2 separate regions of the Homo sapiens genome follow, and region 2 is linked to region 1. A link is an interaction called in ENCODE POLR2A ChIA-PET data of the cell type or tissue named here. Cell type or tissue: Caco-2. All regions are shown on one strand. Each heading gives the region's core, and the rest is flanking DNA. Links, peaks and the distances in the headings are about the cores only. Region 1 has its middle 66 kb from the start of SP4. Region 2 has its middle 3.8 kb from the start of SP8.

The links. ChIA-PET counts read pairs that join two places held together with the same protein. Peaks named below come from ENCODE experiments on the same cell type or tissue, not always from the same donor. Only the 100,000 strongest peaks of a DNase experiment are listed, where the experiment ranks them.
Region 2: POLR2A ChIA-PET joins it to region 1 with 8 read pairs; 1 of 35 experiments calls an interaction of 5 or more read pairs at or near these places.

What each region holds. Positions count from the first base shown.
Region 1 is chr7:21,359,178-21,364,564 of GRCh38, forward strand. No RefSeq gene overlaps it. Among named protein-coding and RNA genes, the nearest start is that of SP4, 66 kb to the right of the region's middle. In Caco-2, for the core only: no CTCF peak of the experiment used is centred there; a DNase peak (open chromatin) is centred at 2,744.
Region 2 is chr7:20,787,962-20,793,348 of GRCh38, forward strand. No RefSeq gene overlaps it. Among named protein-coding and RNA genes, the nearest start is that of SP8, 3.8 kb to the left of the region's middle. RefSeq lists an enhancer at 5,048-5,387. In Caco-2, for the core only: no CTCF peak of the experiment used is centred there; no DNase peak of the experiment used is centred there; H3K4me3 peaks cover 491 bases; H3K27me3 peaks cover 249 bases.

The DNA.
Region 1 (5,387 bases), core at 314-5,313:
GTGTTATGAAATTAAATGTATATAGATTTATATACAGATGTTTATACTGTTGTAAATCAAGATATATTCTTTCTTAGCTAAATTGGGATTTGCTTATAGATCTGCTCTTTTCCCCACAGAAGAGGTTGAGCTTTGTTTGTTTTCTTCCCCTCAAGAGCAGCACCGTATGATGCCACATAATTCCTAGAGATATCAGAAAGTAATCTTCTCTGTTCCCTTATGAGTGTCAAGAGCTAATCCCTGGGGGAAAGGGAAGAATTTTTGAGATTTATCTGCTGTCTTTTTTAAACACTTTGCAAGTGAATTATTGCAATCTGCATGGGGCACTCAAAATGACAACTCTCACTAAACACTAACCACCATTCAATTGCTGAAGAAGAGGGCAAAGAAATATGACCAGTATAAAATGGGAGTCCTTTTCTTGAAGCCAAGAGAAGAAGTTCATATAATTGTTCAATTCTGCCACAAGTCATTACATTGGAAGTGAAAAATTTAGTCAAAGAAGCGACAGAGTTAAATGGGGGTATCTGACATGTTTTATTTTCACCAGTAGGACTGACAAATTTTAAAAGGATTAGATGGCTGAGATATCTTCTGGTCAGGAAGTCTCCTTGAACAGGAAAGAGAAAATTTAGGTTGTCAGTCTTAGATACTTTTTGTCACTACCTCTATACTTTAAAATCTATAACCAAGGTGAATCTAAAGGATAATTTTAAATGGTCCTTGGTGGAACAATACTGGTGGTCTCTTTTTCTATGCCATGTAAAGGGAGGGAAATTTGCTCTTACCTGCCCAGTAGAAATAGCCCAACCATTCCTGCAATTAAAAATGAGAAAATTTAGCCTGCTTTCAGTGTCACTATAGGAAGGAAAAAGAAAAAAAAAAAAACAATTACTCTAAAAACAATAAAATGTACTCATGATAAATTATCCTGGTGATATCACCTGTACTCAAGAAAGAAATATGACAAATGATAGATTCTTTTTCTTGTTTCCTAGGAGAAAGAAAAATAGCATATTCAAACATCAAGACAATAACAAGTTTTGTAGTAATAGAATTTTTTAGAGATATCTAAAGATAGCACCACATTTGAGTAGCATGTATGTATCAGGCTCTGCTCCAGGCACTTTCTGCCAATTATCACTAATATGCACCATCAACTAATAATAAGAGTGGCTATGTTACTATTCCCAGCTTACAGAAGAGGAAACTGTTGCTCAGTGAAGATCAGAAATGTGTCCAGAACATCACAGCTAGTAATTTGTGGTGCTAGCATTTTGTGATACTAAAAGCTGTGCTCTCTCCATCATATTACAGTAATTCCCAAAACACTGGCCCCAGCATCATAGAAACAATCTAGGGTGAATCTTAGCTATACTACACAGAGCTAGATGGATAGAGGGAAATTTCTAGACACAATCTTCCCCTTTGTATGGGGTTCAGAGTTTCAGAACCATCCTGATATGAGCAAAGTGAAAACCCATATTTGGGTAACTGACTTACATACAAATTAAACTAATAAATAGTCAGGTGTCCCCACACAAAATACCTCCTGTCATTACACTACTACCAGGTAGTACAATCCTTTCCCTTTTTAGGCTGCCTATTATTTTGACGTTAGCCTTTATGTGTGAGTTCTCAACATGGCTCGTATTCTCTCATTGCTGGTGTCCTGCTGCAGAGGGGCATAAACTATAGGAACACAAATCATGTATAAAAGTGCTATCTTGGCTGTGCACAGTGGCTCACGCCTGCAATCCTAGCACCTTGGGAGGCCAAAGCAGGTGGATCACAAGGTCAAGAGATCGAGGCCATCCTGCCCAACATGGTGAAACCCCGTCTCAACTAAAAATACAAAAATTAGCTGGACGTGGTGGCGCTCACCTGTAGTCCCAGCTGCTTGGGAAGCTGAGGCAGGAGAATCGCTTGAACCCAGGAGGCGGAGGTTGCAGTGAGCCAAGATTGCGCCACTGCACTCCAGCCTGGCAACAGAGGAAGACTGTCTAAAAAAATAAAAAATTAAAAAAATTAAAAAAAAAAGGGCTATCTTATTTCTCTGTTCTTTGGAAATTTCATTTTCCTGATCTTCTTGTTACAGCTTTCCCTCACTTCTCCCTCTTTTACAGTGCACTCCTTTTTGTCTACTGGTGTCTCTACCAGCTCTGAAAATTGAGAACCCTTGGGAATTTGTCACTTGGCTCTGGACCCATTACATCATCCAAACAAAAATGGTTTTCTTCTAAAATATAGTGGCTCTGCATTTGAAGTCTTTCTGTCCACCTGGATTAATCATTTTCTTGAGGTCGTCTGATAATTTTACACCTTTTCTAGCTGAGTTGACCTGTGTTGACAGATGAAAGCATATTTGGCCACATCCTGTCTCCTTTAACCTTCATTCATATCACAATGCTTTCTGGTGCCTATGATCTAAATGCTTCTTCTACATACCTCTCTCCACTATCTTGGCTTTCTCTCTTATCTAGACTGTCTATCAAACCACACTGTTATCTGCTTGACCATATGTATTCCTACCTCCACCAAACAGAAATCTTCTTACAGCTGTGTCTAATTTCAAAAGAGAAATATTTGCCATTAATATCACCATGAAGAAGTTCCCAAGCAACCCAATAGAAAATCCACAAACTATCTTTTTTTTTTTTTTAAATCCACAGACTTTGGTGTTGCCTAGAGCCTTGGCTAGAAGAATTTCTGACGTTGAATCTGATCACTGGCCACCGCTTTGGCTTCCTGAGCAGTATTCTGCATGTACATGTCAGCTGAGACATCCTCTTCCAACCACCCTAATCAGATTGGCTTGTTCCAACCAAAGGCCCTCGTAAGAATAAAAATTTAAATGGTCTTCTTCTCTCTTTCCTCCTCCTTCCTTTTCTTACTTTTGTATGTAATCAGTACACTCCGCAAAACACCTAACATTTACTTTGCTGTTGTGTTATGTGTCTCTTTTTATGTATAAGTTTTATATCCCAACTAGACTAATGACTTCTTTAGAGAAGCAACATTGTCCTATAATCTTTATGCTCCCAATACTCTCTAGCATGAGAAAAAACAGATACTCAAAAACTGTTCTTTAATTGTACTTTAATTTTCTCTGCAGGTGGATTTTAACTTTTTATAGCTTCATTAGTTACTGTTGGTGTTCTGAAGAGGAGCAGATTCTGCAAAATCCAAAGCTTTTCTTCATCATATGGAATTTAAGGAAAAGAAAAACAAAGGTATGTCTGGGGACTTTGACTGAGAAGAAGTGGCATTTAAATTTTTTCCACTAACCCCAGTATCGGCACCAAGTTAATATTTAGTTTCTGGAACTCTCATTTCACTTGAATTCCATTACTCTTGCTCTCTCATCAAAAATGTGAATTCCCTATAGGATCACGCAGAACAGACACTTAAAATTTACTCATGAACTTCCTAATTCCAAGCAGTAGTCACCACAGTTAAAAATTTTCGTTGTGAAATCTTAGAAAACAAAGATCATATCTAATCAAAACTATATAAATACTAAAGAAATCATAAAATGTACATTTTATGTACCTGCAATAAATTTAATAAACATTAAGTAAAAATACAGTCACTTTTCTCTAACAATTAGATTTTAATATAGTCACTAAATGATTCAGGCAACTATACTACATAAATTCAAGCTAGCTAAATCTATAAACTTAAATAGCTAGACTTTTTTTTTTCTTTGAGATGAGTTCTTGTTCTGTCATTTAGGCTGGAGTGCACTGGTGCAATCACGGCTCACTGCAGCCTCAACTTATTGGGCTCAGGTGATTATCCTACTTCAACCTCTTGAGTAGCTGGAACTACAGCCGCACGTCCGGCCAATTTTTCGTATTTTCAGTAGAGATGGTATTTTGCCATGTTGCCCAGGCTGGTCTTGAACTCCTGGGCTCAAGCTGTTAGTCCACCTTGGCCTCTGAAAGTGTTGGGATTATAGATGTGAGGCACTGCGCCCGGCCAATAGCTGAATTTTGTTTTATATTTACTTTAAAATTGTTTTTAATGTGCTATCCTTAATAACTGTTATTTGCACTATCTGTCCCATTCTCTAATAAAAGTCAGTGTAAAAGTTTCCATACTTTATGCCATGTAATATATACCCCTACCCACCTAATCAAAATAATATGTATACAGCTCAAAAATCATTATTTCAACAACCAAAAAAACCCTTTTCTCTCCTCTTCTGTCATTCTTTGTTACTTAACCATGGATAATGATTATAATATAGAAATTATCTTTGCAGTTTTTCTAACCTCAGAAGTTTTAGATATGTAGTATCTCAAGGGCCCTTTTAAAATAAGTATCTTATGGGTTTATTTCCTGGATGTAGATAATCTTCATCAAGAGTTCTGTTTGTTAACAATTATTTTCTGACTTTTTCTACACAAAGAGACCCTGCAGTCAATATTTAAAGCATATTATATCTAGCCACACTCAATGCACATTTTATCCCAACATTATACCTTGAGTACAGTATGGTAATGAATGAATGAATCCACCACCATATATATCATTGATTAACATGTATTTATTTATTTATTTATTTATTTTGAGATGGAGTCTCACTCTGTTGCCCAGGCTGGAGTGCAGTGCCGTGATCTTGGCTCACTGCAAGCTCCACCTACTGGGTTCATGGCATTCTCCTGCTTCAGCCTCCCGGGTAGCTCGGACTACAGGTGCCCGCCACCACACCCAGCTAATTTTTTTGCATCGTTAGTAGAAACGGGTTTCACCGTGTTAGCCAGGATGGTCTCGATCTCCTGACCTCGTGATCCGCACGCCTCGGCCTCCCAAAGTGCTGGGATTACAGGCGTGAGCCACAGCACCTGGCCCCATTTATTTATTTAACTAATAATAATTGAGAGTACTATAGGCCAGGTAGTTTGCTAGATAGTGAGCAAACAAAGGTGCAAAAAGACAAGAGACAGACAGCAATCTAAGTGACTCAGTAAGTAAATAGGAGGGACAGCCAACTTAACCTTGCAGGGGGCTGGGTATAGAGGTTAGGGGGTTTGACAAAGGAAGCTTCCTCAGGAAAGAGATCAAAGCTGCAATCTGGAGATTGAGCAGGAATTATCCTGGGAAATAGAAGGAGGAAGTAATAATAGTTAACACTTAAAGTGTCTCCTATGAGCCAGGTACTGTTCTTTACATACAGTAACTCATAGTCTTCAAAACAACCAGGCAATATAGGTACTGCTAGAACACATTATAGACAAGGATACTGCCGCACACAGAAATTAAATAACTTGCTTGAGGCCATGCAGCTGGCAAATGTAGAATCAGATTTCGAGCCCAAACATCTGACCCCAGAGTACTGTCTTTTCCAGGAGAGATAACATAGGCCCAGCAGCAATGGTAAA
Region 2 (5,387 bases), core at 126-5,125, 570 kb before region 1:
TGTTGAGTAAATTTCAATACAAAAGGATTAGATAGAGAAGAGAGTAAGCGAGGGTCGTTTTTTCTTTGGGTAAGAAATTGAAGAGCGTTTTACGGAATTTAGAAATTTTCACAGAAAACCTCACTGCCTCTTTCTGAGAAAAGAATCAGGACTTTGATCGAAATATATGGGTTCTATTTATCTAAGAATAGAGAGGAGCTTTTGACAAATCTTGGACATTTATCCAGGCGTCAGTGTCTAATGGCGATTGGGCCAGAGATCTGTCTATGAGTGTGTGTGCATGTTAATAGATACACTTAGTTCAAATTCGGTGGGGTTTAGTCATTTGCTTGCCATTTGTGTTATTAGTTGCCTTCAGAAATGCCATTACAATTTCACTGCCACCACAAGGGAACTTAAACCGCAGAAAGCACAACACCAGTGTAGCAAAAAGTCCAGTCTTTGTAGCCCTATTGAATATTCATAAGTTATAAAAACAGTTCATATTTTTAACCAGTTACAAGTGCTCTCAGAAGTCTAATTTTAAAATGGAATTAACTAAAATGTGACTAGCTGGGCGAACTGTTTTGTTTTGACTGGGAAAACATTTTTATTTTACTGTTGTGTTTGAACCCCCCTCAAGGATTTCACAGCTTCTAGGGATGTCAAAAAATCTTCCTAGGGTTTACAAAATTTCGAAGTCAAGTTGTATCGTGTAAATTTCATTGAGCAGAGTTGAAACTGATGTTTGTGGTGTGAGAGTGTACATTTCTGACCCTTTTTTAAACGCTGTGGGGATATTGACTGTACATCATATCTATTGATTAAGGGGGTAAGGTATACTCTCATACTTTGAAGTAAGTGTGAAGTAAATTAATGAACTGCTTTCTTTCTCTGAGGGCTGACGCTTACCATAAATGTCGTGTTTCTCCCTGCAAGCCGCTCTGAATGATTTTAGCGTGTTGAGAAGGCGTGACAGGCCAGCCCAGAAGGAGGAAGGGGTGGGGGAAGGAGGGTACTCCGTTTAACAAATAAAAGAGAATTAACTTCATTGCTTTGGTCTCCTTCTTTAATGATATTCATTTTAAGGGCCTAATATACAGTTGTTCAGATTTGGGGTTTAATTCTAATCAATACCATCATCCTCAAAGGTGGAGAAAAACAGCTTTGAGGGGAGGCTCCCATCTATGAATAGTTATTTATTTTATCTTTTTATCCTCCTATCTTCTGGAAGGAAGTGAGGCAGGACTATTAAAAAGTTAAATGCTGATACTGAGAGTAAACAGAGGCGTTAACACTGTTTCCTCAAAAATGCCAGGAATTAGAAAAACCCAGCGTCATGTGACTGCAGTTTTGAGCTACCTAATTCTAAGATTTTTCAAGTGTATAAATTAACTTTAGAATCATATGTCATTCTTCCTATAAGTCACAACGTTGGTGTGGATTTAATGAAAATACTGGATTCTTCAGTTTGTGTAAGATTGGCTTGCAGCATTTGGGGATTTCCACAAAGGTGTGTATGTGCAACTTTCTTCATTATATATATGTATATATATTTTTTATTAGAAATATATGTATATTCCACTTACTTTCATATAAAAAGTGAGCTATTTCTTTCATAGTAGCATTGGTCAAAGGGCATTTTTTTCTTGTACCACCCTTCTTTCACTCCCTCCCCAAAAGAAATGGCTAGTGTTTGTGACATGAGGCATAAGGCAGCTGTGTTAAAAAGAAAAGACAAAGAGAATTATATAATTGACCAAAAATTTTAGCAGTCATAATTTTGCATCTAAATATGCTTGAAACTAGACTTAATGACAGCTCTTTCTCCACTTTGGAGAAGTGACCCAATCATTCTTAAATCCTGTCCCATAGGAGAGAACATCTGTAATCCATTGTTGATATAGCCTGCCTGGCAAAGCATTTCAGGGTGCATACACTTCGGTTTAACTTTTACGATATTGATTATTACTCTTGAGTATTATATTGTGATAATATAGATGTTTGAAAAAGAGGGGGAAGAAAAATAGGAAGTACAGGCTTTCTAACATTAATTAAAAGTTTCTCCACCCCATATGAAGTTTAATGTGCTGGCAGGAAGAGGGGTAGATGGATATTCTGCTGTTTCTTGCAAACCTGTGGGATCCACTATCAATAAAGCTAAAATCTATTAGCATTCTGTATGCATCTGCAGCATAAATTTCATTTGAATTTCAAATTTAATAAACTAGGAGGTTTTTAATCATCCCTGGTTTTATTTGTTTGATATTAACATGCTTATTGACCGGGTCTGGTGACCAGTTTGATCATTACAGGACAGCAAAAAGTTAATTAAAACGACCACAGCCCCTTAATCATATCATCTGTCTCATCCATGTCGCTCTCTTTATTACCGGTGATGATGGATAGTCTCCCAGATTAATTTCTCTGTTTCTTCGATTTGGACAACAGCTTTTGGGACCTAATTTACATCCTGGGAACAACTTGCTCAAGTATATCTAACACCTTGCAGCTACAATATACATCAACATCTCCTTAGATGGAACGGAGAAAGGAAGGTTTTTTGCAGGCAGGTTTGAAGACTAATCAATGCTCGGATCTGGAGGTCTTAGCTTTCACAACCAAAGAAACAGAAGGTCCTAAAAGCAAATTAGAGGCCTCAATTCCTGCTTTTCCTTTTGCGGGAGTAGGAAGTGAAAGATGCCTCTGCTGTTTGATTAATAGATTAAAATGTGTAGCTACAGCGACAAGTAAATAAAGTCATTTGTAACCATTAAGTACAATTAGGGATTTATAGTGGAAAACATCAAAGTTATCTAGGCTTTCAAGTGTCCGGCAGCTCATCTACACCAAATACGGTTTTTGAACTTGTTAAGTGTGGACCACTATAAACAGAGCGTCAAAAAAAAAAAAAAAAAAAAAAAAAAAAAAAAAAAAAAAAGAGAGAGAGAGAGAAAATAAAAGGAAAGGAAAAAAGCCTAATGGTAAAAAATGCACACAAACTGTAGCGCGTACCTCTGCAGGGTACGTTTAAACCCGGCTCTTAGCATCTCGGTTTCTAGAGCGTTGGCAGGGACATGCAGCTCTGGAAGCTGACCGGCGGGTGCCCGCGGGAGACAGAGCGAACGCAGTGCTGGCACTGCGTCCCTGGCCTGCGCCTCTCCCAGAATGGGAAGACGACCCCCAACCCCTTGACTAGTGTGCGGGGTCCTCGCACGCGGACGTGTTGGCTACTAAATAAAGCGTGAAGAGGGATCGCTGGGTAGCTGAGCGCCGCCGGCGGCCGCCGGGAGCAGCGAGCTGAGCCAGGTTGGGTGGGGGTGTTTCCTCGTCGAGAGCTCTCTGGTCAAAGTTTCCTTCCCGCTGGAAAACAAAAACAAAAACAAAAAACAAACCAAAACCAAAACAAACAAAAAAAAAAAACCTGGCTAGGCGTGGACCTGTGAATTCCTGAGGGGTGCCCCTTAGCAGTCCATTTCTCTTTCGTGTGGTTTTACTAAGAAGTTACCTAACATTTCCTGGGAAGAGAGGTAATACAAGCCCCTCGCTGGTGGCAGATTGTTGAGCCGTAGGTGGGAAGAGATCAGTCGGCCAGAGCCCAGAGAGGGCTGTATTTTCCTGATTGGAAAATGGGAACTTCCACGCTGAACAATAGCCTCTATTAGTGAGGTTATTTGGTTCCAAACTGTCCGGCCACATTTATAGCCGAGTCCTTACTTTTCTGGTAGTGCTTAATTGGATGCATTTGTTGACCACAACGAAGCAATAGTGACTCTTGATCTACTGGCACAGGAGCTTCTTGGTGATGAAAAGCGTTGCCTTGATGACTGTAAATAAATGAGACCACTTGAGAGAGCATTTCCTATTTTTTTCTTGACTTGATATTTTTCTTCCATTCTCCTTAATATTTACTTTTTCTTCTCTGCCACTTCAAAATGTTCAAAAGTTAGGGACACTTTAATTAAAAGAGATTTACTTATCTGACTTAGCATATTACCAGCTTTGATTTATTTTAGCTGGGATATTCAAATTGCATAGTTAGAAGACAAGCGGGACTTTCCCCATGTATCAAACAATCATCTTAGTAGTAGGTAAGTTCATAGATAGGAAAAGTATAAAGATATTTACCAAAATTGATGTTCAAAATCTCCATCTCTGTGTACAGCCTGTATTAAAGGAAGAAAACAAAACACCTTTCCCTATTTATTGTCAACACACATAATGTTCATATCTTCATGCTATGTTAATGTGGCCTCGTGCTACTTCTACATTCAGGCTTGCACTCTACAGTACTTTTTATATTCATCTCTGCCAGCCCATGGATAAAATTGATAATTAATTCTACAGCACTTTGTATTTCTCCTTCATCATATAAATGAAGGAAACACATGTAGGGAAAAGAGTTTGCTCATTTAGTGTGAATGGTGTGTGTTTGTGTGTGACTGTCGTTCAAGGCAAGAGAGCAAAAGAGAAGCTTAGACATTCAGATGAGTGTGTCTCTGATTTTTTTCCTAGAATGGATTTGTTTCTGTTATTTTCTCTTTTGGTATTATATATCACTTTCTTACAGCTAACATGCAGAGTTAAAAACTACTAAATGCTTATCCTCAACACTATTGATTTCTTTTCATTCTGTTCTGTTAGTAGAGGAGGTAATGCTCCCAGATTACCCCGGGGTCTCCTCCAGACGGTTGACAATTGCAATCGCAGTTTTGGGAAGATAAATGTTACTCTGGGAATTGTGTTTAATTACAAATAATCTAGGAGCTGCTCCAGGTCTCTGGGTTTAACCACACATGTGTTCAAATCACTGTATAAGGTTTACAAATGTGTGATATTTGTGAAAGGGGATACAATTCACTTTCTAAAACCAGGGGACAAACTAGCATGCTCCCACTTTGGGTTTGTCAACAGATTCTTAGAGATAACACTACCCAAAATAACACCAATGACCAGAAAGTGTGGCGTCTTCGAGCACTTGAAAGCCTAAAAAATTGTTCATTGGAGTTTACTTTCAGGTCAGTTTTATTAAAATGAAAATCTGAAAATTAGCCATGCTTTCTTGAGTTCTCAAAGTCTCTTGCACAAGTCCATTTGTGTAGAGAATATTTTTGAGTCTACATAAGTTTTTTTTAATTTTATTTTATTTTGACAGAAGTTTTGTGGATGTCCCCTGAAATAGCTCAATGGTTAATTTTTACTGTTCCTCTTGTAACTCAGCTGCTACCTTTGTGTGTGTGTGATTCTTTGCTTATATGGCAGCTCAATTAGTGTTGTTTGTGTGTGTGTGCTCGGTTTTTTCTAATAGTCTTATTAACAAGAAAAAAGGTGGCGAACAGGTTATTCTCTTAACCTGACCTGGCTCTAAGAGTAAGATGAGCAGCACTGAACAGATGTCCCCATTTAAG